Regions from separate parts of the Homo sapiens genome. Here region 1 is linked to region 2. Evidence: chromatin loops called from intact Hi-C (ENCODE). Cell type or tissue: dorsolateral prefrontal cortex. All regions are shown on one strand. Each heading gives the region's core, and the rest is flanking DNA. Links, peaks and the distances in the headings are about the cores only.

What was found. Hi-C counts contacts between places; a loop is a spot of excess contacts. Peaks named below come from ENCODE experiments on the same cell type or tissue, not always from the same donor. Only the 100,000 strongest peaks of a DNase experiment are listed, where the experiment ranks them.
Region 1: it touches region 2 in a loop (4-fold over the local background); 1 of 110 quality-filtered maps calls a loop at or near these places.

Annotation. Positions count from the first base shown.
Region 1 is chr16:80,732,579-80,748,812 of GRCh38, forward strand. The region is part of intron 1 of CDYL2 (chromodomain Y like 2); the gene reads right to left. Among named protein-coding and RNA genes, the nearest start is that of CDYL2, 64 kb to the right of the region's middle. RefSeq lists a silencer at 7,089-7,248. In dorsolateral prefrontal cortex, for the core only: no CTCF peak of the experiment used is centred there; a DNase peak (open chromatin) is centred at 7,113; H3K27ac peaks cover 563 bases.
Region 2 is chr16:80,674,793-80,691,026 of GRCh38, forward strand. It overlaps CDYL2 (chromodomain Y like 2), which reads right to left. Exons shown (of 7, transcript NM_152342.4): 2 at 9,746-10,337. Among named protein-coding and RNA genes, the nearest start is that of LINC01227, 110 kb to the left of the region's middle. In dorsolateral prefrontal cortex, for the core only: no CTCF peak of the experiment used is centred there; DNase peaks (open chromatin) are centred at 6,239 and 8,089; H3K27ac peaks cover 4,698 bases.

The DNA.
Region 1 (16,234 bases), core at 2,680-10,679, 57 kb after region 2:
TACCTATTTACCCTTTTGCTCCTTTTGAATTTTGTACCATGAGCATGTTTTACCTACCAAAGAATGAATACAATTTTAAAATACCTGAAATAACTAAGTAGATTAATGTATGAAAACATTTACAAGGAAGCCTAAGAATCCGGGCATTACATGAGATTTGAAGATGACTTTGAATTGGCAGACTGTGATGTAAGAATTTCCTTTTATTCCAATTGTTACCAAAAACAACACTAACCTCTCTTAAGGTCTGCACATTTTCTTTGGATTGGTTATAACCTCTCTAAACAAGGGTCAAGTTGGGAAAGTTGATGAATGGAAAATACACACACACATAAACACACATCTATTATTTTTTAATTATTTTGAATTGTGTCGTGAAGTATCATTATCTATTTAGTGTCCCAAAAGATGTGATAAAGCCATTGATCAAAACAGACTCAAAGATCCACAGAAAAGAGTGACTGTTATAGCAACAAGCCAATGTAGCCTATATCTACTGATAACGTTCTTTCTACAGCCATTTCTACCCCACAACCCTGAACAGCTGATGTCTCTTGTGGGCAAGGTTGAGGCAGTTCCCTGGGAGAAGTATAGAGTTAGGAGGAGACAAAGAAGTTGGATTCACAAAATCAGTGGTCAAAAAAAGCTCTTAAATATTACTGCAGAATCTCCACTGTGTGCATTTCAAGTAACCCCAAGAATCTCAAAGGGGCCATAGTTGCAGCAGGCTGGGGAGCGGTCAGGGATGGAATGAGTTGGAAATCATTTTATATATCTTGTAGAAGCACTGTGAATAGTTTCATCTTGCCATTTGGGCTTGCAACGGCTTTGCCCTATACTAACATTCCAAAAATGTTGAAAATTCTGGACATTCTCCAAGGTTCCCTGGACAGGTTTATGGAGGCTTCCTTGAAGACATCTGTGTCCTCTCTTTATACGCAGTAGGAAGCTGCAGTTTTTAAGTCCCCTTGCCCTGGGGACATCATCACTATGCCAAGATGGAGAAATGCCTGAGCAAGAGGAAATGAAGTATCTTGGATGTGCCTCTTCGCAAGTGCTTTCTCAATAAACTCAAGTAAAGCAGTTGTCACCACAAAGGAAGCTGCCCATAGGTGCTCTAAAGATAAAGTAATGCAGTGATGCAACTGTCAGGATGTTAGAAGAAGCTCTTCTAACAGATCACAGACCCAGTGATTGCCTTTAACCAGAACTATTGCAATGGCTCCCAACTCATTTTCTGCCTTCAATCTCCTTCCTCCAATCTCATCTCCACTCAGAAGCCAGGATGAGCTTTCTAAAATATAAATTGTATTGTCTTTTTGCCCTCTTAAAACTCTGCAATGACTCCCCAACAGGATTAAGTCTACTCCTCATGGCAAGACCCACAAGGCCTTTCAGAAATTATTCTGAATGGGAAACTGGCTTTGCTAACTAATCATTGCCAGGAATTAAGGTAACAGATTAGAAAATCTATAAAAAGTTACAGTCAAGGAATTTAGTAATACCAAGACCCCATACTTCCTTTAGATACTTGGATGGGCATCTCATATCAGTTATCTTCTGATGGACTATATTAGGGAATCCCATCATGCAAAGCTCCGTATTTCAATAGAGTTACCCAGAGACTTTATTTGGCCAATATATAAATCTTGTTGCATATTCCTGGTTGGGGGCCGGGGAAAGGCAAGGAGATTTCAAGTTAGAACCATGGTAGCCACGCTACATGGAGTAGGACTTCGGGGTCATAATCATCTTTGTGTCTGTACCATGAAGTTTTTGAGGAACACTTTCCATAGGCACGAGGTTGAGATAGTTAAGACAGATCCATGAGCCATGAGGACAACAACACTAAAGACTAATGCATTGAGGGTGATGGAAGATTTGGAAACCAGACATGGTGTGGATCTAGAGTAGCTGTAATTAGAGGACATCTAGGTGGAAAGCAACTGGAGAGAAACTCAGAATAGGGAAGCAGGTTTGGGAAGGCAGCTAAGGAGAAGCCTTTCTCCTAGGGAGTCAGCCTATTTGACAATTAAAGGCATGGGGCTTGAACTTACTCATTCAAGGGGGTTTACTGCATAAGCACCCACTATGTGAAAGACACCATGTTGGGCCCTGGGAGCACAGATATACCTGCTTAAGCTTAGGAATGCATTCTAGGAAATGCAGGTGTTGAATGGATCACTGCCACATACTATTACACATTCCCTCTAGAACTGGTTCCTAATTTTGTAACCTGCTGCTACGGTGTTTTCAATTTAAAGCTAGAAGTCATAATGGACCTGCCACCACGATATGGTCCAATGACTGACAATCCTTGGTCCTCCCAGGCTATGATGCTGTTGATGCCCCTCCATTCAAAGGCTTCCCAGTGATCCCTGAGCACTGAGTTTCCTCCTCTGTTTCCTTCATCAATTCCATGAAGGTGCCCTGCGTCAAATCATCACAAAAGCCACATTTATCTCCCAACCTTAACTTCTTCCTTGATACTTAGTTGTTTCTCCCAGCCATGCCTCTTGCTTACCTCTGTCCACCCTCAAGGGTGAGAACTTCTCAGAAGAACACAAAATAATGGCAGAAAAAGAGATTCCAATTAGATAAACAAAGTGAGATGAACCACAAAAGTGAGAAACATGGCAACCAAGAATAGATCATGCCCAAGCTACTGTATTTGCCAGTAAGCCACAAAGAAAATTCATATTGTCTCTACTCCATGTTACAATGAGTCTTTACATAAATTAAATTTTTTTCTGAGAAAAATAAAGTACAGTCTGAGTGACATCCTTAAAGAGTTTTACAAGTTTTCCCCTTCTCTATGCATCAGTTTCCTCATCTGTAAAATGAAGTTAATAATAACCACGACATTGTCAAAAATTAATGAGCTAAATGATGCAAAGCACTTAGTTACGTGCCTGGCACTGAATGGGCACTCACTGAATGTGAGTGATTAATACCATCCCCATGTTTGATACTATAAGGCTCCAGTGATCTGGCTAGAGGGAAGGGAGGGAATTCTCAGAGGCAGCCCAGACCCCCAGGGAATGGCCCCCAGGCTCCAACTAGAGCTCTGGTGTCTATTCTAGAAAAGCTCCGGGAAGTTTTGTGCATAGACCTTTTTTTCTCAGGGACCACATAGCAATAATCACTGGACTCTCGACAGAGTACTCTGAAGCCATGGCACTGCTTTCAGACCACCCCTTCCATTTGCATTGCCTCTTCAAAAGAAACCTGCAGTCAGGGAGCTGCAAACAGCTCCTACTTTCAGAGAATGTTTTGGTCCCTAACCAGCCTCCAACACAGCCTGTCCACATCCAAGGCTAGAGAGAGCAGGGCAAGGCAGGCACTTAGGAATCACAGAGACTCGGGTCTGCACTTAGTAGCTCAGGGGCCTCAAGCAAGTAATTACTCCTCACCCCAGGTGGCTCCATCCGCTGGACTAAGGGTCACCTTCCCAGCTTGTCCTCAGTAACCAGCCTTTTATGACATAGGCCAGTGACCTTGAGACTGTGGAACTCCCAGCTGTCACAGCTGGCCACAGGCCCAAGGCCACTGTGTGCAAACCTCCATCTCGTGGGTTGTTCATCAGCTCCTGAACCTAACTGCAAATGGTGACACATCCCCACCATCAATACATTTATAATTCACACTGTTTCAGAGCCCTTTAACGAACATGTTCTCATTTGTCTGTTCTCGTTTCTAACGGCAAAACACGATACGTAACCATCATGCACAGAATACTAACACAAGTGACTCCTTGCGTGAGTTTAGTTTGCAACACTGTCCAACACACAGCATTCAACAGACTAAGCACTTATTTTCAAGTTACTAATTTTTAATTTACGAAGCCCTTATGTGCAACATGACAGTGAGCAAGAGAGGTACAAAGCTGAACCCCCAGTCTCTTGAATATGAGGGGAAGCTGGGAAGATATCAACAGGTAAACATGAACTTGTATACAATGTTTGAAGGAGGAGACAGGACAGCAATGTGGCTGAACACTGGGACTGTGGACTCAGATGTCTGAGTTCAAAAAGTAATCTCAGAAAATAAGGCTGGGTATAGTGGCTCACACCTGTCACCCCAGCACTTTAGGAGGCCAAAGTGGGAGGATCACTTGAGTCTAGGAGTTCAAGATGAGACTGGCCAACATAGTGAGACGTCATCTCTATTTTTTTAATCATCAAAAATTATTTTTAATGATCTATCAACTTACAGCCCAATTAGGGCTTCCTTCAATTATGTACGAACCACTTGACTTGGATAAGGACTTGTTACCCAGTCATTTGAACTGTTCACTTGCACATGGATTTATTATCTAATCATTGTTCACAACCTCAGTATTTCCATTTATCCTCTGTTGGAGCCCTGGAAATTTATATTACATGATGCATCGTATTCAGATTTGGGATGGCTGAGACTCTGCCTTTCTTTTGTTACGTGGGAGAAGGGCTCCTGTGGAAAGAGAAGACAAGGAAAGAGAATTTGCTTCATGCCCCCTTTGCAGGCAGATCAGTTTCAGGACAGCCTGTAGGAAAACTGAGGATCTTGAAATTGAGCCTCACAAATCTATCCATGCCCCCAGACCAAGTCTGCTTGTACCTACCAGTGTGTAAGTACCCCATGTAGACTGCTGTTCCACAGGATGTTGAACTCACAGAGATGTTAACACTTTTGCAGAGGATGGATTTGCTTGAGTTTCCTTTCTGGTATAGTGGCTTTTACTTAATGTGCTGCTCTGTGCTAAGTGCCTTACAGGTAAGGTCTCACCGAGTCCTTGGAACAACCTTAAAAGGGAGGAATCATTATCCCTATTTTGCAGATTCAGGGGTTAAGGGAAGTGGCAGCCAGCAAGTACCAAAGCTGGGGTTCAAACCCAGGGCTGTGAGAATTGCAGAGCGTGAGCTCTTCAGCCACTGTATTAAACTGTACCTTGCTCTAGGTACCGTGAGCATGGCTCTTCATACCAGCTGTTGCCTGGACTGTTGTTGCTGCTGTTGCTGCTGCTGCTAGTGGTGGTGGTTTTCTCTTTGTCTCTTTCTTGGCAAGTTTCTCCAAAGCACTGGTTCTCAAACTTTGGTGTGCATCAGGATCAGGTGAAGGCTTTGTTAAGACACAGATGGCTGGGCTGCACATCCAGAGTTTCCGATTCAGTAGGTCTGGGGTAAGGCTGAGAATCTGCATTTCCAAGTCCCCAGGTCTGGGAACCACACTTTGAGAACCATTTCTCTAAAGAATGCCCAGCCTCATGGGAGAGATTCTTTTTTCTAATGCATTTAGGGACTGGTTGTTGTTGTTGTTGTTGTTTTATACTTTAAGTTCTGGGTTACATGTGCAGAACGTGCAGGTTTGTTACATAGGTATACATGTGCCATGGTGGTTTGCTGCACCCATCAACCTGTCATCTACATTGGGCATTTCTCCTAAAGCTATCCCTCCCCTAGCCCCCAGCCCCCCGACAGGCCCCATGTGTGATGTTCCCCTCCCTGTGTCCATGTGTTCTCACTGTTCAACTCCCACTATGAGTGAGAACATGCAGTGTTTGGTTTTCTGTTTCTGTGTTAGTTTGCTGAGAATGATGGTTTCCAGCTTCATCCATGTCCCTGCAAAGGACATGAACCCATCCTTTTTTATGGCTGCATAGTATTCCATGGTGTATATGTGCCACATTTTCTTTATCCAGTCTATCACTGGTGGGCATTCGGGTTGGTTACAAGTCTTTACTATTTTGAATAGTGCTGCAATAAACATACATGCGCATCTGTCTTTATGGTAGAATGATTTATAATTCCTTGGGTATATACCCAGTAATCCCATGTCTATTTTTTTTTTAAAAAAAGGAATTTTAGGAAACAAAAAGAAATGAGTACTAATGCTACATGCTACAACTAGGAGAATTAGAAAATATTATGCTAAGTGAAAAAAGCCAGACACAAGAGACTATACATTGTGCCAGTCTATTCATATGAAATTCCAGAATAGGCAAATCCATAGGGATAGAAAGCAGATTTGCAGTTGCCAGGGCTAAGGTGGGGACACAAGAATAGGCGGGTGATAACTAAAGGGTATACCGTTTCTTTTTCAGGTGATAAAAATATGCTACAATTAACTGTGGTGATGTTGCACAACTCTGTAAATACACTAAAAATCACTGACTTGTACACTTTCAATTGGTGAGTCATATGGTATGTGAACATATCTCAGTTAAGCTATTTTTTAAAGGTAACTTTGGGCAAATTATTTAACTTCGCCAAGCTTCAGTTTCCTCATCTATAAAATGGAGATGATGATAGTGGCAAATTTCTAATTCTTGTGAAAATTCATAGGAACAACTTTGTAAAAAAAGCGCTACATGCTTTGACCACTATTGTCTTCAGCTGTAAAAGATCAGAGGAGTATTTCACAAGGTGAAAAAGGTGGAAGCAACCCGATTTTCCATCAATGGATGAATGGATAAACAAAACGTGGTATACACACACAATGGAGTATAGTCAGCCTTTAAAGGGAAGTAAATTCTGACATATACTTCAATATGGATGAACGCTGAGGACGTCACGCTGAATGAAATAAGCCAGTCATGAAAAGACTGTATGATTCCACTTATCTGAGGTCCCTAGAGTATTTTATTTCATAGAGACAGAAAGTGGAATCGTGGTTACCAAGGACTGGGGGAGAAGGGGAGAATGTGGGATTAGTGTTTAATGGGGACAGAGATTCAGTTTTGCAAGATGAAAAGAGTTCTGTGGGTGGACAGTGGTGATTACTGCACATCAATGTAAATGTACTTAATACCTCGGAAATGCACACTTAAAAATGGTTAAGATGGTAAATTTTATGTTATATGTATTTTATCACAATCTAAAAAAGAATAGAATGGGGAGATGCAAGAGCTAAAGAAAGAAATGTCAGTGGGAAGGAGGGAGAAATTTGGAGGTGTCATAGGACAAAAGATCAGGAGCTAAGCCCCAGCGGGGCAGATTCACACAGCAGCCGGGCACCAGCAGTCCCAGGATAGCACCCAGCACACCAGAGAGACCCTAGCACTGCCTCCCAGGAGTGTGCTGGCATCCTGCTCTGCCATCCACACCGCCACCCACACCAGCCCATGGAACAAGACGCACCAGCTCAGAGCTCAGGTGTGGGAGGTGGGAGCCAGAATGAGTCATAGAAGCGCTGCTCTCAGAGAGACAGAGAGGTCACTGCCTTACTCCCTGCCAATCAGGGAAACTCCCCAAAAACAGAAGCCTCACACTGGGGACCTGCTGTCCACGGCAGGCCAATTACAGCCCAATTACCTGAAATGCTGATCTGGGCTATACCAACAAAGCAGCCCAAGTCTGTGGAGCACAAAGCTGAGTCACGTACATTGATGCCCAGGATGAAACGACTTGGGGGCAATGTCACTGTCTTTGCTAGGGTCTTCCCCATGTGGCTGTGGAGGGTGGTGGGTGCCAGAGGAGGGGACGGGTGCAGAGAGAAATTACAGAAGACAGAAAAGCTACTTACAGGTCTCTAACTCAGAAAAAGAGGCTGACTAAATCGGGCAGGATTGACAACCACATGGACAAGTTTGTCAGTTCAGTGTTCCTTGCTAACCTTGCTCTGTGGAATGAGCACGTCCAGGAAGATGCACCAAAAACCAGAGTGGATGAAACTTGCCACTTGTTTTCCCCACTAAAACTTCCATCATGTAGCCCATGATCCTACTGAGATATATTCTCATTCTTTATTTTCACTTCTACGGTGGAGGAGGTTGTGAAGTGAGTATAGAAACAGCCAGACATATGAACAGACATATGTATTTGAGAACCATTTAAAAGGCCTAATTCAAAAGTACAACTATGACCACCCACCCATCCAAGTTCTGTAGTACACAAAATTTCAGCATTAAAAATTCAAGCCTGACATTCAAAACCATTATTTTTAATATCAGTTTAGAACTTCTAGCCAATGCAATAAGGCAGGAAATAAAAATGAGAAGTGATCTATACAAAAGAATCTCTAAAATATTATTTGCATACACAGTCATATATCTTCACAGCCCAAGTGAATGAACTGAAATACTTTAGAATGAATTTAAATATTCAGAAAGATGTGTAGTTCCCAAATACAGATCTAATCAACAATCAGTAATAACCAGTGAGAAAATATAGTAGAAAAAAAGTCTATTTATAAAGGCAACGAAAATAGAAAATGCTTAGAAATATATTTAATGAGAAATGTGCAGGATTAAATGAAGCAATCCACAAAACTTAACTGTGATACACTAAAAAAAAAAAAAGAGGTTTTACCAAATAGAGACACTTCTATATTTGTGGATGGGAAGTTTCATTACTATAAACATGTTAATTTTTTCAACTTAAAGCAATTTCAATCAAAACCCCATCTGGATTTTTTAAACTTGACAAGTTTATTTTAAGTAAATAACAAACAGGAATAGCCCAGAAATTTCTGAAACAAACAAACAAAAAAAGAATTCAAGACTTCTACTGCCAATTATTAAAAAATAAAGCTACAATAAGGTAGTAAGTAAGCATAGACAAAAAACCAAATTGCATAAAAAGCCCAGAAACATATATATACATAATATATATATAACATGTACTATATAAGATGTGTGTATAAGAATTTTATATATAATAAAATGGTATTTTAGATTCTAGATTCAATAAAGTGGGATTGGGACAACTGGTTAAGTAAAGGGAAATTATAAAATGCCTACCTTATATCATTAACCAACATGAATCCAATTTACCTCAAGAATTAAATGTAAAAAAAAAATGCACACACACACTTGTGATTTAGAGACAGACAAGGTCTAGGCTTACAGAAAAACATAAAAGCTTTTATTAAACATTTTAAATTTTCATATATCAAAAAGTGTCATAATCTAGGTTTTAAAAAAACATTATGGGGAAAATATTTGCAGCATAGGTGGTAAAGTTATTTTTAATACTGAAATGAATTCTATGATCTAAGAAACAGATGAACATATTAATGGAAAAGGTCACGAAAAAGAAGTGTGTGAGGGTAATAGATGATATCTAAATAAAATAAATAAAACAAAAGATATTTAAACAAACAACAGATATTTAAATTCACCAGTAAACAAATAAAAGATATTTAAATTCACCAGTAATAAAAGTATTGAAAAAAATGAATTGGCAATTTTCACAAAATTGGCAAAAATTAAATAATCGCCCAGCATTGGCAGATGTTCAGGTAAAATGGGCATTCTCATACGGGGGAGCTGTTAATGTTGGACTAATTTACAACATTCCTGAAGGACAATTTGGCAACGCCCATGAAAAACCTTTGAAAGAGTTACATGTTTTGGTTAGTAATTCCACTTTCAGAAAACAGCCTAAGGAAATAACCAGAACAATGTGCAAGGTTTCAACATCACCACGTTATGGGAACCATGTGCACTTACTAGGCACAGTTCTATGCTTCAAATGGATTGTGTATTTTAACCCTTTAAAAAATAAGAAACAGATCCTAATGTAATCTCTACTTTTACAGATGAGAAAACTGAGATATACAGAGATCAAGAATCATCCAAGGTCACACAATACGAGGTGGGGTCAGAATGCAAACCCAGGCAGTGTGCCTACCTAGCCCAGACTCTTAACCACTAAGATGTCACTAAAGAAGCATCAACATCAACAGGAAACACTTTAACACTACCTAATGTCCAACAACAAGGATTGATTAAACACATTCCAGAATATTCACTTGACAGAATTAATGGATGGATGGGATGGATGGATGGACTGACAAATGGATGGATGGATGAATAAAACAGTGGGTGGGTTAGGGGATGAACGAGTGGATATATAAATGGTTGAGTGGGTAGAAGGGTGGAGGATGGATGGAGGATGGATGCATGGATGGATGGATGGATGGATGGATGGATGGATGAATAGATGGATACACTAACGAATGAATAGATGGATGAATGAAAGAGTAGGTGGGTTGGGATGAATGAGTGGATATATAAATGGGTGAGTGGGTAGATAGGTGGAGGATGGATGGAGAATGAATGGATGAATGGATGGATGGATGGATGGAGGATAGATAGGTGGATGGGTAGAAAGGGTGGATGAATGGGTAGGTGAGTGCATGGATGAAGAGATGTATGGATGGGTGACAGGGTAGGTGGGTGAGTGAGTGGGTGGATGGATAGATGGATTGATGGATAGATGGGCAGATGGATGGACTGACAAATAGACAGATGTAAAATGAAAGACTGGGTGGTTGAGTGGATAAATGAGTGGATATATGAATGGGTGAGTGGGTAGATGGGTGAAGGATGGAAAAAGAATGGATGGATGGATGGATGGATGGATGAATAAATGAAGGACAGATAGGTGGATGGGTAGATGAATGGGTGGATGAATCGATAGGTGAGTACAAAGATGAATAAATGTATGGATGGGTAAGAGGGTGGGTGGGTGGGTAGGTGGGTGGATGGCTGTATGGAGGGATGGACCGACGGACGGACTCATTGATGGTCTAAATCACAAAACCTTCCTTTGGTAGCATGTCGTCATTTTTGTTTCCACTTACATGTATTGAACATCAACTTCATGGTAGGCAAACCTCCAGGTTCCATGTTAAGCCCTCAATAAAACAGGAAACAATTACACAGCAAAACCCAATACTTCTGCTCCCAGAAGTAAAACCTTAAATGGTAAGCGCAGACATTGTGAGGGAGCCCTCAAACCAGAAAGTGTTATCTTCTTAAGTTCTTAAAATCTCTTCGTTTTATAAAATAGAGAGAATTCAAAAGAAGTCACAAAGTGTGAAAGTCTTTATTTGCAGTCTAAATCTCAAGGAACCACAGACAAAAAGCCCCACAGCTGTCTGCAGTGATTCATCAGCTCTAACAGAAGTAGCAGCACTTCAACCTGGAACTGGGGTGTATGAATGGGTCAGGAGAGATGTTTCTTAAAACTTGTGTAGCCACAGGTCTCACCTACATCCCAGTGAAGCGGGATTGGCATTAGCCCCCAGAAACCCCAGACATTGTGAGCTCTATCTTAATTTGTTGTCATCTTAATGCAAGTAAGATTATTTTCTCTGTTTTTTGTTTGTTTGTTTGTTTGTTTTTTGGGGGTTTTTTTGCCCCTTTCATCTCAGTCCATCAAGATTTTCTATAATATATATCAGTTCAAATTGTTTTAGTATTTTTTTTAATTTAACCCCTTCAAAATCAATTAAGGATGAAGATAAGTAAGAACTGAAAGCAACATCCTGGTCTCCCCAGAAGAAATGGTGCTGATAAAGTGCCTGAACACAGGCTTGGCACCCAGTAAGTGGTAAAGAGATCACTTAGTGGTTGCGGTGGTGGTGGGACTGTACTATTCCTCCTGCCTCTTCTGCTGCTTCTGCAAAGGGAAAAGGGAACCTCCCTACTGGAGTGAGTCATATAGACACCTGATACTCATTCATTCATTTATTCACCCATTTAATATGTTCAAAACCCCCAGGAATTAGGTATCATTATTCCTGTTTGGAAAATAAAGAAACTGAAGCACAGAGAAGTTAGAGCAACTCATCAAAGCTACACAGAAGCAGCAAAAGACTGAGATCAGATCAGTGTGATTCTAAGTCCAGAGACGCAGAAAAGGCAGGAGCCCTGGGGAACACACGCTGGGTCTGGTTAGCACATGTGTACTGCTGACATCCTGCTCCCTAGGCCTGCTCCTCTTTGCCTTTATTTTCACCTCCCCATTCCCTAAGCAACTCTATTAACCATAGCACAGCTCTGGAAAGCAGAGATTTCTTTCCCCTTCACACATTGCATCCTTTAACACCAGCTTTACACTGACACCATGAAGATATCCTTTCTGCAGGAAGCCCTGTTCAGACCTCCTGACCTGAGAAAGCAACAAGGTGATGACCAAAAGAAGGAAAAAAAGAAATTAGCATGTAGGAGCACCCTATAGAAGGTACTTTATTTCCATCATTTTATTTAATCCTCCCAACAACCTTACAAGAAAATGTCATTGTCTTCAAAATACAGGTGAAGAAACTGAGGCTCTAGGAGGTTAAGCAACTTGCCCATGTGATAGGTAATATTCCAGCTCTGTAAGACCTACAGTCAAAGGCCATATAGGGGTCTCCACCAAACTAAGGTTTTAGTGGCATGGGTCAACACAGCAAAGGAATTTTCTGGTCAAGCTCTCTTCCAGTTGACAGAGGAACAGAACGGTAATGTTATCTCTGTGACAGCTGGCAGCATGTCCCCCAGGAGAAGGAAGTGGACAGTCCTGGATCCCCACCCACAGTCCTCCTGCAGTGAGCTCTGCAAGCCTAGCAGTAGGAACCAGTGCCACTGAGCCACCTGTCTCCCCTAGGCCTGGGATGCCTCTGTAAACAGAAACCTAAGGGTCTCTCTGATGCCACAAATGTGAAAAACCCCTGACCTACAGGGTGAGTGACAGATACAGGATGACGAAACCATGGTGCTAGAGGCCCTCCATCGAGGAAGTGCATTCACAACACTTTAATCTGCAAAACCACTCCCCCACGCTGGGGGCAGGTGCTGCTAGCACCCTGCAAGTTCAACAAACCAATCAAGGTGAGAGGTTCAAGCAAACTGCCCGAGGGTCCCCCAGCTAGAATGCAGGGGCCTGAGGGTTTTTAACTGAGACCTTCTAACTCCAAATCCCATGTGCTGTCCATGACACCAGCCAACCTCTTCTGTGTCACCTGAGCAACTGGAAAAGCCGATCACCATTCCCTATGACAGCCAGTGACCATGCAAACAGGAGCCAAAAGAAACACATAAATACTCAAATACCCACAGCAACAAGCAGTCCAGTAGACTGGAATCAAGAGTGCCCGCAGTACATAATCCCAGCCTGACACTTACTAGCTGTGTGGCCTTGAGAAAGCCACCAGACCTTTCTGTGCCTTCAATTCCTCATCCCTAAAAAGAATATAAAAACAGTACCCCCTTCATGGAGTTGGTGTGAGGATTAAAACACTTCAAATGATGGCTGTGTACTGTAGGAACACAGTGAGTAAACGTCAGCTGTTATAATTATTGTTGTTATTACTACTACCACAAAGAGATGACAGTGCGCAAGTTATCAACCTGGAGCAAGAGGTGATTTCTGCCCTAGATTTAGCTTTTGGTAGCAAAATACCACAATGATAGCATTGCTCTGTGATGCCTCTGGAGAAATTTGGAGTCAATTCAATCCTCCCTATGACCAGGACAGCTTGGAAGGGTTTCTCCAGCGACCTTCCACTTATGTTGTCCCTCTTGACCCAGAAGACAGGGAAGGGCAGGGGGTACCAGTGACACCACTGGTTCACCCACAAGAAGTAACACGTGGCCGCGACCCAACTACACAGCCCTGTGACTGTCAGGATACCCCCTCCTGCTATCAATCAGCAAGGCTGCTGCAGGCAGAAGGTAAAGCTCGCACTTGTCTCTGTATTATCCACACACAGGTCCTTGGAATGTAAAGAGTGGATGGAAAGGAAGCAAACCTCAGAAGACTAGCTCTGTTCCCGAGACCTTCCTTCTCCCCTGGGCTCCAACAGGTACCTGCACAAAATGCTGGGCTGTACCTGCGTGAAAATAAGGGCAATTACTCCCCATTCCCATGACAATCCGCAAATGATGGGGGACTAAAATCCAACTCTGTCTGAGCAAAAGCACAGGCTGAGAACATAATAAATTGATACCAAATTATCCTATCCTGCTGACCCAGGGAGATCTGACTTTATAATCCCAAGCGCTATGAATTCAGTAGTGAATTGTGCTGTGGGAAGAAAAAGGCTTCTTTAGACAAGCTCGAAATGTTCCATTTGGCACCGACTCCAGTAGTGACCTCTTGTTCTCTTCTTACAGCCAGATTTCTAAAGTGTGAATTCTGAGCAATTTTCCTTGCATCCTCTCAAGTATTCTGGAATCTTCTGACTGTTCTAAATCAGTACTGAAGACAGGAAAAGTAACCCCAAGAATGTAGGGCAAAGGAAGCCAAGTGCCCAAGACAGACTGGGAATAATTCCTGGCTCAGACAGCCCAGGCGGGATCTTCCCTTAACAACTAGACAATCCAGGAAAGAACACTACCAGGTAGCTTAGAAGGCCCCCTTTTGCAGGTGTGAGGGTGTGGGGCAGGGGGAGGGACACCAGTGAGGCTGCAGGAGGTTCTCCAGCAATATGGCACAACATAGAGACCACTCACTAGGACACTGTGCTTTTATCATAACCCATTATTGTTGGCTGAGCTTGCTTAAAAAACTGAGCAGACTTTAACAACTTGCAGACTTCACTTAAAGTCCAGATTCCCAGCTTCTCTTCTCTTTAAAAAAAAATTAATAGAACTGCAAATCAGCAGCCCTAGGACTATATTCCAATATGGTAACAACTGGCTGGATTTCAAAAGCCACTACCTCTCCTGGGTTTGCCACAATCCCCAGTACTCCCTGTTGTGTCCCCAGAGCTGAGGGTTGGCTGCCATTTATCATCATCTGTGTGCTGTCAGTTTTCTTACGGCATAGAAATCTCTCTCTGTACTCAAAAGAAAATCAGCAAAACAAAATAAAACAAAAGATAGAAAGGCCAAAATAAAACAAAACAAAATTTCAAGAAAATTAGGGAAAGGCCCACCACCTGTCGATGTTCCTTATTTGCATGAACCACCCCATAGTGAGGATCTCAGCATCTAGCATCTGAAGAGTCTGGGTTCAAATCCCAGCCTGGCAGTTTCTCGGGAGGGAGGCCTGGGGTAGGTATTTAACCTCTCCAAGCCTCAGAATTCTCATTATTAAAAGGAGAATAAAAATACCTATACCTCATAGGGTTAGGGGAAGGATTTAAGAAGATATCGCATGCAAAGGACTAGACACAAGGCCGGGACCTATCACGTGCTTAATAAATCTAGACACAAGGCCTGGGCCTATTACGTGCTTAATAAATGCCAGGGATTGTTGTTACCAATGTTGTCGTGAATAGTGGTAGTGGTGGTGAATAGTAGCTGGTGGGAATGGGGTGGCAGCTTCCCCTCTGGAGTGTCCCTTCTAGCATCAGGATTGAGCTTCGTCCCCTTCCCAACTTCTGAGGCCAGAGAAGCAAGTACCAGACAAAAGAGTCACAGCCACAACCAAAAGCTATCTTCACAGACCCCTCTAGAACCACTGAGTAAGTGCCCTAGTTTCTTTGCCTTGCAGCCACATACACCCTGCCAAGTCTCATCTCCATTTCCTGCACACACCTATTTATGGCTTCCTCTGGTCCTTCTGATTGGAACCCTTCCTACCTCTGCCCACCTGGAAGCCCTTATTCACATCTGAAGACTCATTAGACACCAGTACCACAAAACCTTTCCTGAATTCTCAGGCAGGATTCTTGAATCCATTCTATATTTGTTCATTTTCTCCACTAAACCATGAGCTCTTCAAAAGCAGGGCACAGTGAACTCTGTGACTCCAGCCTCCACCCCAGTGACCAGAATGTTACACACAGAGAACACCAGTTCAGCCATGGAGCCAGTTCACACTCACAGGTGATTCTGGGAAGATTAAATAATAATAATAATAATAATAATAATAATAATAATAATAATAATATAAAGAAAAGAGCATAGGCTTGGGGCCAGAGGTGTAGGTCTGTGCCCTGGCTCTGCCTTTAAAACTCAGGTGGGTGGACCGGGCGCGCTGGCTCACGCCTGTAATCCCAGCACTTTGGGAGGCCGAGACAGGCAGATCACGAGGTCAGCAGGTCGAGACCATCCTGACTAACACGGTGAAACCCCATCTCTACTAAAAATATAAAAATATTAGCCAGGCTTGGTGGCAGGCGCCTGTAGTACCAGCTACTTGGGAGGCTGAGGCAGGAGAATGGCGTGAACCTGGGAGGCGGATCGCGCCACTGCCCTCCAGCCTGGGCGACAGAGCAAAACTCCATTAAAAAAAAAAAAAAAAAAAAAAAAAAAAAAAAAACTCAGGTGGGTGATGTAGAGCTATTCACTCAACACTCAGAGCCTTGGTTTGCACAAATGGAAGACAGGGTTAATAAGAAATATTTCTGAAGAATTCTTGTGAAGAATAAACAAGATAACTATTAGAAAAACAACCCAATGCATTATTACCAGCACCCCTCACCCACCATCTGGCCCAACACCACAACCACCACCAACAACAACCTCATCCTCATCTCTACCCCCAACTTAACAGTTGATCCCTGTCCTTGAGCTGCCCTTGTCTCTCATTCT
Region 2 (16,234 bases), core at 3,051-11,050:
GGGAAGACGACATTTTGTTTATCCATTCATCAGTTGGTGAAGATCTTTGTCCTTTTTTTGCCATTTCTTCTAGCATTGAAATAAACTTTGACAATTGAGGGAGTCCCCTTTACAATGCATAGATGTGCAGGTGTGTGTGTATATATGATGTGTGCATGAGTGTGTGATGTGTACATCTGTGATGTGAATATGTGCATGTGTATGTACATGCATACATGTGTGTGTGTTTTAATCTAAGGCCCTAAGGAAAATCACCAGGACCAGAGGTTCCACCTCCCTGGAATGCCAAGTCAGCATCTCTGATACTACTGAAGATGCCTCAAAGGCAGGCCCAGGGGTGTTGGCCAGAACAATGCCCTTGGCATCTGGGAAAGGTCTGTTGGCTTCAACCTGAATCCCTGAAGTACCTTTCTTCATTTACAAAACTGGTCACAGACCCCCAACAGCTTCAGCATCCCCAGACCCGGCACCACACCCTAATTCCTTCTCTCAGTGCTGTGTCTTACCCTTGCTGAGCCTCAGCTTCCCCATCTATAAACAAGGTTGATCCCAGGTAACCTTGTTATGTTGCTATGTTGTTAAACTGCTCCATCAGAGAACCACTGAGGAAATTAAATCACATTTAGTAGATCAAATACAAAGAGCTAGGCGTTACCTGCAGTAAGACCTCAAGAAATGTTAGCTACTATTGCTACCATCACCACCACCACCACCGCTGCCACCATTATCATCATCATTCATGAAGACTGGCTGCTTTGTGTGAGGAGTCAGGGTGGAGGAAGGCCCTGGGATCCACCTCAATGGGGAGAGTGGCTTTTCACCGACATTAGGAGGTGAAGTTTTATTATTGTTTTGGAACCCTCAACAGGGAGAGCGGCTTTTCACCGACATTAGGAGGTGAAGTTTTATTATTGTTTTGGAACCCTCAATAAGGAGAGCGGCTTTTCACCGACATTAGGAGGTGAAGTTTTATTATTGTTTTGGAGCCCTCTACAGACACTGTACCCGCTTACTGCTTGCTCCTGGGGAGGATCGCTTCCACTCCCCCACTATACCCTTTTTGGAAGTCCCCTGATGGATAGCCATGAGCAAACAGTGCCTAAGACTTTCCTAAGGACATTGAGGGAGGAAAACGACAGCTGAGCAGGTAGGAAAAGCAATTAGTTGGTTTCTAAACCTTGACAGTGGTCAAGACTCCATCATCCTCTTCTGGGCACCAAAATCAAATCCAGAATTCAGGAGCCAAGCGGGGAGAATCGATTCTCCCCTTGGATCTGCCATAGGTCAAGTTGCTCCTGGTTAAAGAGTCGGATTTCCCATCACAGCCTGGCACTTTCCATGTGCATAGGGCGGTGGCCAAGTTGGACAGGGTCTTAACACCACCACATCAAAGGGTTTTAAGTTAGTTCATTAGCACACCTTCCTTACTTGCCACCCTGTGAAAGACAAAAGATTAAAAAACCCTCAAGTTTTTGTTGTTACTGACTTGGAAAAATCATCTGCTTTTAAAAATTGAAAAGGTTAGTGAAAGTGTGTTGGCCTGGGGGTGGGTACTTGAAGTGGGTCAGGAAGAACAGCTGGGCTCAGGGAAGTGGATACATGGATACCTGTGCTGACAAGAGGCTGCCCCGGGAACACCCTTCCTGACCTCTCAGTGGTTCACCAGATAGTGTGGGGCCACTGCCGATGACAGTCAGAGCCTTCCTGAACCAGTTTCCCTGGGCCTCTTCTGGGACAAGCTCCTCACCCAGAGAAGCAGTGGTGATTCTAAAGGCAATGAACTGGGGTCAAGTTCAGGGCAAGGAATGAGATGTTTCTGAAACAGTCGTAGTTTTGAGGAAGTATCAAGGGAACTATAATAAGCCCAGAAGGTTATTCAGGACTTTCACTACTGCATTCTGAAGTGAGATTGACTTGTAATTTGCATTTCTCCTCCTCTCTTTGTCTGGTTTGGAAATCCAGGTCATACTGACCTCGTCACAGGAGTTGGGAGTATTTTCCCATTTTCCTGTTCTCCATAATCATTTGGATAAGGGAGGGGTTATCTGCTCTAGAATGTGTGGTCAGATGATCTATTCTAGAACGTTTAGATTTGCCTGCAAAACCCTCTGGGCCTTGTGTTCCTCCTTTCTTACTTCTTCTGAGGACTTTTTAACAACCAATTCAATGTATTTTTTTTTTTTTTTTTTTTTTTTTGAGACAGAGTCTCGCTCTGTCGCCCAGGCTGGAGTGCAGTGGCACAATCACAGCTCACTGCAGCCTCCACCTCCTGGGCTCAAGTGATCCTCCCACCTCAGCTCCCTGGAAAGCTGGGACTACAGGCATGTGCCACCACACCTGGCTAATTTTTGTATTTTTTTGGAGAGACAGGGTTTCGCCATGTTGCCCAGGCTGGTCTTGAACTCCTGGGCTCAAGCTATCCACTGCCTCAGCCTCCCAAAGTGCTGGGATTACAGGCATGAGCCACCACTCCTGGCCCAATTTCTTTAATAGTTATTTCTCTCTTCAGGCTTTCTAGCCCTCCTTTAGGCTGTTTTGTTGAGTTGTATTTCTCTATGGAAGTGATGATGTTATCTAGGTTTTCAGATTGAGTGGCATGGAGTTAGTCACAGCGTTTCAGGCTCAGAAGCACCATACCCATCTATCAATAAACAAGGAGGTGTCGGCCAGGCGCAGTGGCGCACGCCTGGAATCCCAGCACTTTGGGAGGCTGAGGCGGGCGGACCACGAGGTCAGGAGATGAGACCATGCTGCCCAACACGGTGAAACCCCGTCTCTAATAAAAATACAAAAAAAATCAGCTGGGCATGGTGGCAGGCGCCTGTAGTCCCAGCTACTCGGGAGGCTGAGGCAGGAGAATGGCGTGAACTCAGGAGGCGGAGCTTGCAGTGAGCCAAGATTGCACCACTGCACTCCAGCCTGGGCGACAGAGCGAGACTCCATCTCAAAAAAATAAAAATAAAAATAAAAATAAATAAATAAATAACCAAAAAAGAGCCCACATTGCCAAGTCAATCCTAAGCCAAAAGAACAAAGCTGGAGGCATCACGCTACCTGACTTCAAACTATACTACAAGGCTACAGTAACCAAAACAGCATGGTACTGGTACCAAAACAGAGATATAGATCAATGGAACAGAACAGAGCCCTCAGAAATAACGTTGCATATCTACAACTATCTGATCTTTGACAAACCTGAGAAAAACAAGAAATGGGGAAAGGATTCCCTATTTAATAAATGGTGCTGGGAAAACTGGCTAGCCATATGTAGAAAGCTGAAACTGGATCCCTTCCTTACACCTTATACAAAAATCAATTCAAGATGGATTAAAGACTTAAACGCTAGACCTAAAACCATAAAAACCCTAGAAGAAAACCTAGGCATTACTATTCAGGACATAGGCACGGGCAAGGCCTTCATGTCTAAAACACCAAAAGCAATGGCAACAAAAGCCAAAATTGACAAATGGGATCTAATTAAACTAAAGAGCTTCTGTACAGCAAAAGAAACTACCATCAGAGTGAACAGGCAACCCACAAAATGGGAGAAAATTTTCGCAACCTACTCATCTGACAAAGGGCTAATATCCAGAATCTACGATGAACTCAAACAAATTTACAAGAGAAAAACAAACAACCCCATCAAAAAGTGGGCGAAGGACATGAACAGACACTTCTCAAAAGAAGACATTTATGCAGCCAAAAGACACATGAAAAAATGCTCACCACCACTGGCCATCAGAGAAATGCAAATCAAAACCACAATGAGATACCATCTCACACCAGTTAGAATGGCAATCATTAAAAAGTCAGGAAACAACAGGTGCTGGAGAGGATGTGGAGAAATAGGAACACTTTTACACTGTTGGTGGGACTGTAAAGTAGTTCAACCATTGTGGAAGTCAGTGTGGCGATTCCTCAGGGATCTAGAACTAGAAATACCATTTGACCTAGCCATCCCATTACTGGGTATATACCCAAAGGACTATAAATCATGCTGCTATAAAGACACATGCACACGTATGTTTATTGCGGCACTATTCACAATAGCAAAGACTTGGAACCAGCCCAAATGTCCAACAATGATAGATTGGATTAAGAAAATGTGGCACATATACACCATGGAATACTATGCAGCCATAAAAAATGATGAGTTCACGTCCTTTGTAGGGACATGGATGAAACTGGAAATCATCATTCTCAGTAAACTATCGCAAGAACAAAAAACCAAACACTGCATATTCTCACTCATAGGTGGGAACTGAACAATGAGAACACATGGACACAGGAAGGGGAACATCACACTCTGGGGACTGTTGTGGGGTGGGGGGAGGGGGGAGGGATAGCATTGGGAGATATACCTAATGCTAGATGACGAGTTAGTGGGTGCATTGTGCCAGCATGTCACATGTATACATATGTAACTAACCTGCACATTGTACACATGTACCCTAAAACTTAAAGTATAATAATAAAAATATATAAATAAATAAATAAATAAACAAACAAGGAGGGTGTCAAAGAAGTACATCCTGTACCACCAAGCACTCCTGACCCTCCCCCAGTCACAAAATGTCTCTGTCAGTAATCAGGGCTTGGGGAAATTCTACTGCCTGGAATCCAGCTGGGCCGTGGTATAGAGGCCAGCTCTATAGTTAAATTTGCAGTCAAATTGCCTGAGTTTCTCTCCTAATTCCAACCTGGACACTTGTAACCTCGGTCTCCACCTCTGTAAAATGGGTAGAAAAACTACCTCTCACGACTGCCATGAGGATCACACAAGGTACTTTGGAAACTCCAAGGCCTCATCTCAGGGAAGTACTTATACTCTAAAACTTTCAACCTTACAGCTTTTCATTTCACAAACTTTCTCTTTACAAAGTCTTATGAATGCCAACTCCAGGTGCAGAGCACAAGCACTTCAAGTTTCCTCAATACCACCACCTGGCAGGCACAACACCATCTGCATTTTCATCTCCGCCATCTTGGAGCTCATTAGTCTAGAGCAGTAGTTCTGAAACTGGGCTCACTGGACCAATAGCAGCATCTAGGAACTTCTGCTGGAGGTGCAGATTCTCAGGCTCCACACTACACCTACTAAATCAGAATGCTGAAGGTACACCCAACAGTCTGTGTTTCAACATGCCCTCCAAGGGATTCTGACGCCGGATCCATGTTTGGGAGCCCCTAGATTCTCAAAAGCCATAGGCCACTTCCCATTGCTTGCGCTTAGTTTCCAACTGCCTTTAAAACATGGTTATCCATTATAATCAATAAAGGGAAAAATGATAATCATGTTGAAAGAGTGAGTAGGAAGAGATAAACAAATGTTCTAGAAGTGAAAGCTGAGACGATTTTAAAAGATCAATGGAGAGAAAATGGCAAATGTTGCGTGTGTGTGTTGTGTGGAATGACTCGTTCAATGGTAGAGATAATTCTGCAAACACTGAATCATGCAATGTGTGAGATGCAACGTCTGTGCAGCAGACAACAGTCATCAAGATGCAAGGAAAGGATCTTAAACGTCCTTTCAGAAATGTGGACATGGGGCCACAAGACTGGCATCAACAGTGATGCTCATCACCTTCCTGGTAATTTGGAGAACGCTGCAAGTCTTTATGCTATTCTAGGGCTCAAAGAGAAACGATGGCTCCTAGTTAGGGACGTTTCACAGAGTAAAGGCTCGTGTGAATCCATAGAACACTGATGCTTTGGCCTGTTTAGACGAGTGCTAAGCAGTTCACCAAGGCAGAACCACAGCAAGGGTTAGCAAACCCACCAGCTTTTCTGTACCGATGAAACTCGCGTAGTTTTAGAAAAAAGAGAGAGATGCCTAGTAGAAACTGCAAGCAAGGCAGAGAAACTATGACAGGTTTTAAAACTTTGAAGGACCAGATCACATTCCTTCTCACAAGCTTCAAATCCAGGGAGTAAAGATGGATCTACCAACAGATGGATCTATGAACCATCTCTTACGACCAAACACATCTGCTGGAGCTCCTGTACACACCTGTGGCTGTTACAATTCAGCATGAACGTGCAGAACCCACCCCTCCAGCCCCCTGAGATCCTGATTCATTCAACTGGGATACAGCCCGTTTTAACAAGCTCCCCAAGAGATACTGAGGCAGATGGGCCCCGGACCACAAAGCCAGTACTCATTATCAGAGAAGACTCAGAATCAAGAGCAGTGTAGAACTGCTGCACACGCCCCACAAACACTGCTGGGGAAAAAGCGCAGTCTGAAACCAAAACACCACCCGCCGGAGCCCCAATTTAGCATTTGTTCCACAGTAGATCAGGGAAGTCAGCAGTAAATGAGTAACATGTTACATAAGTTGCTGTTCTGTATGCAGAACCTTAACTCACCAAAGAGAAGCTAAAACCATATAAAAAGCAACAGCCCACCCCCAAAACAAATGCTGTGCAACTGCAGCCAGGATCCCCCAACCCCTTCTGCTGGGCTAAGATGAGCCCTCCTTTGTGCTGCAAACCCCCAGTGCTCACCCTTGGGCCCCTGGAGACTGGATCCTTTAGTCCAGATAAGGGAAGGTGAGGTTAGGGAAGAGGGTAGAAGGAGGACATTCAGGGCTACGTGGGCCTGAACACTGGCTTCAGCAAAGCTTCCCTCTGGCTGAAAACACACATGGAAACACGTTTTGCTGGACTACACCTCTGGCCTGTTGCTGAAAAATTCTGGAACCACGGCATCCCCTGTCTTGGGTCTTGTCCAGGAACCTCAAACCACTCTCTTCAACACTCTCCTTCTCTCTCAAGCAAGGATTCTCAGTCTTTTCCTCTTCCCAGTTCCCCCAGACCTGGCTAACAAGCTAGTTCTGACTAGAAGGTGAAAGGCTGATGGTGGCTGGGACAATTATCACACGAGTGACCACAGAAGACGTCATTGTGGGTATGGTGAAGCCATGCACATGTATGTAATATGTGTTACTCCTTCCATGGAGCCAGCCTCGGGCGCCTTCTCAGCATGGGGCCAGAGGCCGGCATTCCAACTTCCTGGCAAGTTTCAGAGGGAAGCTATAAGTTTCAGAGGGAAAAGTCCATACCTATCTCTTCATTACTCTACTTCAAGCACCCAGCATGGTGAATAACTCTTAGGAAGTCATAAAAAAAAATCAGTATTGAATTGAATTAAATTGACACCTGATGTGAAACTTCAAGGTCCCACCCCCCACACATTTGGCCACAAAGCTCATCTCAAAATGCGGTAGAGTCACCCAGGAAGTTTGTTAACAAGTCCATCTCCTGGGCTCCACCCTAGACTTAGGAAATCAGATTCCATGGGATCTGCATCTCTCATCAGTTGCCAGATAATCTAATACATGCAGAATCTGAGAACCAGTGCCTTAACCTTACGGGCACCAGTGCTATGGGATGTGATTAAGCAAAAGGGCCCTTTTGAAACAGACAAAACAGAACAAAATAGAGGCCAGCATTGGCTCAAGTGGGAGTAGAGAACACACAACGTCAGGCAAATATGAGGAAGATAAGAGATCAGAGAGACAAGAAAGGTCTAGAATAGCATTTTGGAGCTAACAGGACAATCAACGGATCTCAACAGGTTGGCCCTCACCTGTTTTCCCTGCTTGTGGGGTACCATGCCTTATCACCAGGTCATGGACCAGGGGGCATCAGCAAAGCCGAAGGGTGAAGAGCACAGAGCTCGCAGCTCTGCCTCACCGCAGAAGATTGCACAGCACAAGAGGCACACCCTCATGTAGACCCCTCTATGAGTCTGGCTTCTCTCCTTCACACTGCAGACTGTCAGCTACAGTCAGCAAATCTTCCTCCCTCATGCTTTACTCTTGGGATTGCCCCATATGAGCAGGGCAGGGAGCTGCTAACAGCTGGAATGCAGGGAACCCCGCCAGAGCCTTGCCCCTGCACCCAAAGGGCCACAAAATCTCCCCTCGCCACCCTTCCTGAGACAGGGAACTCCGCCACCGCCAGCAGCCGTCACAGCAACATCAAACACGGGTGTTTATGCCAAGCCCCATTTACACGAGCCCACTTCTCCCCGAGAGATGAATTTCTAAAACAAACAGCTTTTACATATGTTCACAGGCACAGTCACGTCAGCGTCAGGGATCCCGAGACGGAAACGTGAGTCAGTCTGGGGCAAAGATGCTAAGTAAATCCTGTTTGGGTGAAATTCCTCTCTCTGGAGAAAGAGGAGCCTCAACACGGATTGCTCAGATTTCTCAGCAAGAGTACCTAAAGACAGCAAGCTCTTGCAGGGGAGCCAGCTCTGCACGTTCTGGACTCCAAATCTACCATCGTCACACTGAAGTGTGTTGGCCTCATCACCCCAACCTTCTGTGAGCCCTTCTAACCATTCCCCCTGCATCCAAGCATCCCGGTCTCCACACGCACCCTGGTTTCATCAGGGAATCTGATGGCCCTGCCCTGTTGGGCAATGGTTGTCCACACTCCTGTAAGATTTCTGGACATTCCAAGGCTCGGGTCTCTGGCAGCCAAAGAGACAAATGCCACCAGGTAGACACACAGGTGTCTGAGAAGTGAGGGACTGCACATAACTGGCACAAGCAGCTAACCTGAAAGACTGATGCCATGAAGGACTCAGGTAAGGGGCAATGTGACCACACAGGAAATCTCATGTTTGGGAGTATGAACTACATGGGTCATCACCTCCTGTTTCCTTAATTTTGCCTACAGAGACTTTGGAAAAAGGAGGAATTCCATAACCTAACACAACATATGCAGGCTGTGTTAGAGTAAGAGGCTGCCAATCGAAAGAATTAGTGCAGGATGAGGTCAAGACAGCATTTAGGACCCACTACAGTCTGAACATTTATGTTCTGCCAAATTTCATATGAAGAAACCTAAGCCACAACACAGTCACAGCATTAAGAGGAGGGGCCTTTAGGAGGTAATTAAGTCATAAGAGCTCCATCCTTGTGGATGGGATTAGTGGCCCTTATAAAAGAGGCTGATGGGCGCTGCCTTGCCCCTTCTATCATGTGAGGACACAGAAGGCACCAGCTAAGAGGAACAGGCCCTCACCCGATGCAGCATCTGCTGGTGCCTTCATCATGGACTTCTAGCCTTCAGAATTGTGAGAAATTAGATTTCCATTTTTCATAAATTACCCATTCTAAGGTGTTTTGTGACAGCAGCCTGAACAGACTAAGACAGGACCTAATATAGGTCAATCATCCAACCTAGAGATAGCAGAAGGACAAGAGGCTCCAGCACAGGCACTGGCGTGGTGAACTCCAAGTCCACACTGTGTCTGAGAAGACGGCACGGACCCCAACCCAGACCCTACCTCTCTGGGCTACACTGCTGGGGGCATGATGAGGCTGCAAGCAAGGGCTCTGCACTGTGCCCTGGGAGGCACTGGCCCGCTGAGGACACGTGTCTTGGGTCCTGGGGGTGAGGACTTGAGCTGCCCTCAGGGAAGTGGGTCTAGAGGGGTTACCATGGCCTTGGGTGTCTTGAAATAAGAGTCTGGAACTTTGGACCCATTCCAGACCTTGGCTGGAGCATCAGAGGCTTAGCCTCCCCACATGCATGAGGGTCTGTAACCAACATGGGCCTACGACCGAGTCCACAAAGCTCTAGGTGAGAGAGATGAAGGGGGAATTGCTGGCTAGCTAAGAGACGGGGATGGAGGTGGGGGTCTTATGTATGTCCCTAGGCTACAGGCAGAGCTCCCCTTTCGCCATGGCCAGAGCCAAACCCAAGAGAAAGAAAAGCTACAAACCGAGCCCGTTCTCCGCCAGTGTAGCGTGATTCACGTCACATTCACCCATATCTTGCTCTCCAACATGATCATTCAAATCCAAGCCAGGCTGATGGGACCCATTTCCAAAGTGCCTCTCATCCTTCTCAGAGCCGGCGTCCCCATTTTCCATCCCGTTCTGAGACTTTTTCAGGGGCATTATTTGCAAACCACTGGGGGTAGTCCTGTAAGACACCGTCTTGGTGGCCCTGTCACCTCCTGAAGAGGGCTTGCCTGAATACCCTTTTTTTGGCTTGGCCAGGGGAGGGTTAATTCGCTTCCGTTTATGGGAGGTCCCCTTGCTCTTTCCAGGATCTGAAGGTCTGTGGGACAGTTTCTCAACCGACGGGCCTCGACTGTCACGCAGCAGCTTGGAGGTACTGGACTGCTTCCCTGACTTGATCCTCTTGTCCTTGGACATGTGCAACCCATTGAATTCATCAATAAACTCCTCACAGTGCAAGAGGTGGTGCTCCGGCTCCCACGTGTCCTCGGTGCTCCCGTAGCCTTTCCATCGGATAAGATACTCCCATTTTCCTTTCTTGTTCTTCCTCTTGTCTACAATCCTTTCAACCTGCGATACAAGATGAGAGGGTCAGAAAACAGAGAGAGAGGGAGGAAAAAACTCAGTTCGAGGCAACAAGAACACCATAAAGCCTTTGGGATAGAGGCATCTACCCTAGCCAGGGGGTGAGCCACGAGCCATTCAATGCCAGAAGCCAACACTGGCAGGAGGGTTCAAGAAGGCTGGTTTATTTTACGACATCACTGGATGGAACCTAAGGCACATGCAGCCATTTCCCATGATGACGCTAGATGACACGCCCAGCTGGTGGTAGCCACATGTCCATCCAGGCTTACTTTTATTTGAAATTGCCTTGCAAGGTTTCACAAGAGATCTTTATTCTTTTCATTGCACCAAAGTAGATGCAGGCTATTAAAGACCAATTTGGTGTGAGTTCTTCATCCTTATTTATAATAAGTAACATTTATTGAGCAATTATATGGGAGGTACTATGCCAATTTATCCTTACTTATAACAATACCAATGATCATTAACATTCACTGGGTGCTTATGAGCCAGACACTATACTAAATGCTGGGCATAGACTCTCCCATCTCATTTTCTCGTGGACAAAAACTCAATGAAGTAAATATTTTTCTATCCCCAATTTACAGTCAGAGAACGAGGGCTCAGAGAGACCAAGTAACTTAACCAAGTTCCAGAATGGTAAGGGCAGAACTGGGGTTTGAACCACTCTCACCTCAGACTTATTCTCTTACTCACTAGGCCATACTAACTCTCTTAACTGCAAAAATCTTCCACAGTGACCAAAAAGGACTTGAACTGAAAATGTCCAGCTCTCCCCACACAGCTCCCCCAGCTGCAACACAGAGGCACAGCTAGGAGGCAAAGAGATAGGTAACATTTGCTGAGTACCTACTATGCACCTCACATGTCCCTGTGGGTGTACACCACTATTATTTTTCCATTTGATAGATGAAGATATTGCATATAAGGCAACTCGCCTACCATGCACAGCTCGCAGGCGATACTGGTGGGATTTGAACCTTTATGTGTCAGGCCCTAAAGCCATGAGCTACTGTCTACATGTCTTCAAAGGCAAGAAAACCTCCCTTGTCTTTATGTAATCCCGTGGAAAAATACACTCGGAAAATGCCAGTCTCGATGCTAATAACTGTTGTATTTAACTGAAGGGTATGTGAGGGTTCATTTAGTATTCTTTCAACTTTGCTGTAGACTTGAAACTTTTTCAATTAAAAGAAGGTGGAAAATTCCCAATGTTGTACCCTCCAAATGCTAAATTTCAATGAAAAAGTAAGCAGTTATATTCAAAAGTTTATTCTACTTCAATATCAATATAATATGCTTTTCTAGAATGGAATTTTGACCCAATAAAATTAAGTCGAGTCAGGAATAAGCCTCTGAAACTTACAAAAAGAAAAATAAAACAGGTGAGCAAAGGTGAGTACAGTCATAGTTGATAATTGTTGAAAATGGGTAATGAATACATGGGGTAATTTATATGGATGTTTATGTTTACGTGTTTGAATTTTAGTATGTTTAGAATTTTAATCCTAAAAAGTGAAAAAACTTTGAAAAGTGGGATTGTCTCATCAATGGCTTTTGCACAACAGAGGTCATGCAAAATAATTAAACCACTTTCTTTGCCTTGCACTTAATAAATATGCAAATAACTAGACCATACTGCCTCTTTATAATACTGCCTCTTCATAGACAATTTAAATTGTTTCCTTAATTAATTTATCTCCATCCAAACTGGCTATCAAAATTTGTTTCCTTATTAAACGTCCTGGGAACAGGTCTTTTAGATTTATTAGATAATTTTTAGATATAATACACAAACTCTGTAACATTTTTGAAAAAGTAAAATCATGCCTAACTAATCCAATATCCAACCTTTGGGTTAAGGAATGGAGTTACTGAGTATTCCTTTGTAATAATGCTTCAGAACGCCAAGGATTTCTGGAAGAGCCTGCAGCTTTGCTCTTTTTGTGAACATTGTAGGGAGAAACTCTCTACAGGTTTACTGAGGGAGGAAAGAGAGTAAGCAATCTGACATTGCCTGAAACAGCAGCATTTGTGAGGACACCAACCTAGGAACAGCAGCAGCGCCCAGATATTTCCTGGGAGCTAAGGGATGTGGTGTATTCTCATGGAAGCCTCCAGCTCTAGACAATATATGCTCACTTCCCGGGATGGAGAAATTTCTTCCCCAGGATGAAGTGGAGGACCATGTTAGACAAATAGCCAACACAATGGATGAGTGCGTGGGTGGGTGGATGGATGGATGGGTGGATGGGTGGGTGGATGAATGGATGAATGGATAGATGGATGGTGGGATGTATGGGTGACTAGATGTATAAATAAATGAATAGATGGCTGGATAGATGGATAGATGGATGGTAGGATGTATGGGTGACTAGATGGATAAATAAATGAATAGATGGATGGATGGCTGGCTGGCTGGCTGGATGGATGGATGGACAGATGTGGGATGGATGAAAAGGTGGGGACAGAAGTGGGTTCATAAATGGATGGATAGATTAATAGATGACACTTATCAAAATGGCATTAGCAAAATATTTAAGAACAGGGCTTTGTAACAAAACGATCTGTTTTAAATCCCCTGCTATGCCTCTTATCATGTGTTCTTGAGCAAGTTATTAAACCTCTTTGGGCCTCAGATGACTCATAGAGCAAGGCAGAAGTATAGCGCCTATCTCTTGGGGTTGTTGCGGAAAATACACAACTATGTACGTTTGCATTCCACAGTAATCTTGCATAGACTCCTGTGACCACAAACCTTAGTGGTGTCTAAAGACAGAATGTTCCTCCACCTTTCAGAATATGACCCCTTAAAACAGTCAACTCCTCCATGGGAAGAAGAGAGAGTATACCTACTTAGATAAGTGCTTCCATGCATGGAAGGTGGCTATGCATAGTTGGGCTACATGAAAAGCTGAAGGTTAGCAAGGGTGCAGGGTCTAGATGGCTATTTGGGGCCACATTGGAGGCGGAGCTTAGTTTTGTTCCCTCCAAATTACTGGAGGTTGCAATCACAGAGTCACAGGTAGCTTTATGGGGGACATCAAGGCTAGTTCTTCTACCTCTGGTCCCATTCACAAAGCCACTGGGTGGCTTGTCAACAATTTCTACTTAACCCAATACCAATGATGAGCAGTATTAACAGGACCATCTCTAATAGCCTGGTATGTGGAGGAAGACACCTTGGCTCTGTCATTTTCTATCTGTATGACCTTGGGCATGTCACCCCACCTCTCTGGCCTTGGTGTCCCCATCGGTAAAATATATAATAATAAAGAAAAACTGAAAGAATTAAGATACAGGAAAAGCATCACTACAAGATGAATGGATGACTCCGATACATATGAACTTCAGTTGACAAAACTGCTTTTATATACATTGTTTCACCCCCAATTTAAAAAAGCAAACAAACACAAGGTTTTTGCAGGTTCAGAAAACACTGTTTTTCCTGAAACACTGGAATAACCACAAAAAACTCAGGGGAAAGCTGGCTCCCAAATACCCCAGCATACTTTGATCTCCGGCATCTCTCAGGACCTAATCTTCTATACATCTTTGTGTAGGTTTCTGACTCTTTTCCTCTTCTCAGGAGCACCTCAAACAGAACCTGAATTGTAATTTGTTCTGTTGATAGAAAAAGCCCAAGTCGTTTAGGACTTGACCTTGCATATGACTGCAACATTCTCTCTCTGGGAAATCCTTTTTAAGCTCCTCCAAACTTCCTGCACTGTCTCATAACTCCTCACACCAAAAACAAACAAACAAAAACAAACAAAAAACAGAGAGCTGGTACCCCTGGTCCTGGCAGCTCTGTCTCTTGATGCTCTGCCCCCGCTCTACCTGGGCAGGCCACTTGCTTTACCTGAAGCTCAGTCCTTCCAAATGGAAACAATAATTAATTCTCTTCCCTTTATTTGCACATATGAATGAATGAATGAATGAATGAATGACATTAGAAAATCCTGTGTACACACCCCCACCAGCTTCTTTTCTCAAAAATAAGCAATCTGAGATGCTGAACTATTCCTCAGAGTTCAATCAAATCATTCATTAACATTTACTCTCCATGATCCCAGCTAATGTGAGACTCTGCTCTATTGCAGGTGGCAGGCAGGGAAATGCTGATGCTATTATTACCAGTGCCAGGATGCCACCTGGATGGCTGTCTCAGTAGGATTAATACTGATGACAATCATCTTGACTGGTACATGCATAGTTCCAGGAACTGTGTAAATCACTTTCAGGTGTTAGATTTCATCTTATGCCCAGCTTTCCAGCTGGACATCATTCTCATTTGACAGGGGAGGAAACTGAGGCTCAGAGAAGGTAGGTAACTTTCCCTTGATCACACAGTCAGTAGCTGGTTAACCAAGATTTGAACCCAAGTTCATCTGACTGCAACAGCCTGAGTTCCTAGCCACATCTTGCCAGTGAGAAGCTATTAGAACAGGGCAGGGCCAAGCAAAGCATGAACCATTGGAACAGCAACAAGAGGAACGGATACTGAGGAAGGAAACGGCTTCACGGAAGTGACGCATACAATAACTCTTCAAGGATCACTGATACGCGAGGCACCAGCGTGCAACAAGAAACCTCGCAGACCGCCATCATGGCTCACAGGCTAGTGAGAAACACAGGCCTTAAAAGGAGCACAACATAATATGTAGTAACAAATTACAAAAAGCACTCTGGGCCAGGCACGGTGACTCAGGCCTGTAATCCCAGCACTTTGGGAGGCTGAGGTGGCCGGATCACCTGAGGTCAGGAGTTCGAAACCAGCCTGGCCAACATGGTGAAACCCCATCTCTACTAATAATACAAAAATTAGCTGGGCGTGGTGGCATATGTCTGTAATCCCAGCTACTCCAGAGGCTGAGACAGGAGAATCACTTGAACCCAGGAGGCGGAGGTTACAGTGAGGCGAGATCGCACCACTGCACTCTAGCCTAGGAGACAGAGCAAGACTCTGTCTCAAAAATAAAAAAAAAATAAAAAAATAAATAGAAATAAAAAAGGACTCGTACTCTGATGGCAAAGAGGAAGGTGCTGTGAGAAACAACGGCAGCGGGAATGGATTTACTTCAAACAGAACAGTCACAAAGGCTCCTCCAAGAAAGGACAATTTAAACTGACAGCAAACTCAGCCTGTAGAGATGAGAAGGACTGGAGCAGTGAGGGGCCTTCCAAGCAAGGGAGACCACCCCCTCCTCCTCAGCCTTTCCACTAGCAGGCTGATAACATACCACCATCACCACCTAACCTTGATTCAGCATGACTAAGGGCCAGCTGCTGCTGTACTTGATCCCTATACATTAACTCTCCAAAATAACCCAGCAAGGTAAGTAATTTTATTTTCTTATTTTTTATATAGAGGATAAAACTGAGGCACCCAGAAGTTATGGACTTTGGTAAGCACAGAAGAGCTAAGACTTGGTCTAATGCATCTTGGCTCCAAATCCCATGCTCTCGGCGACCACATTATATACACCTCTCATCGTGCAGTGGGTCCAACCTGACCAAGGCTGGCAGCATATCCGCAGCTTCAGGCTCTTCCCCTCAACTCCTGCCAATTTCCTTGAAGTCCTGAAGCATCTTTCCATCACTTCGGATTAGCCTCCTGCGCTGGCCTCTCCTAGAGCCCCTACCATGCCAGCCACAGGGCCTCCTCTCCCTCTGCTTCAATTCTTCATTGGTCCAAATGGAAACAGACTCATCACCAGTCATAATCCCCACCACAGATTCCCACCAAACCAGCACAATGTATAAAATTACAATTGCTCTGGAACCCAGGATTACAATCAAAGATTTTGCAGACTGCTGAAGGGATATCTTCCCAACACATGGCACTGGATTGAGAAATTGTGGGTTTACTAGTACAT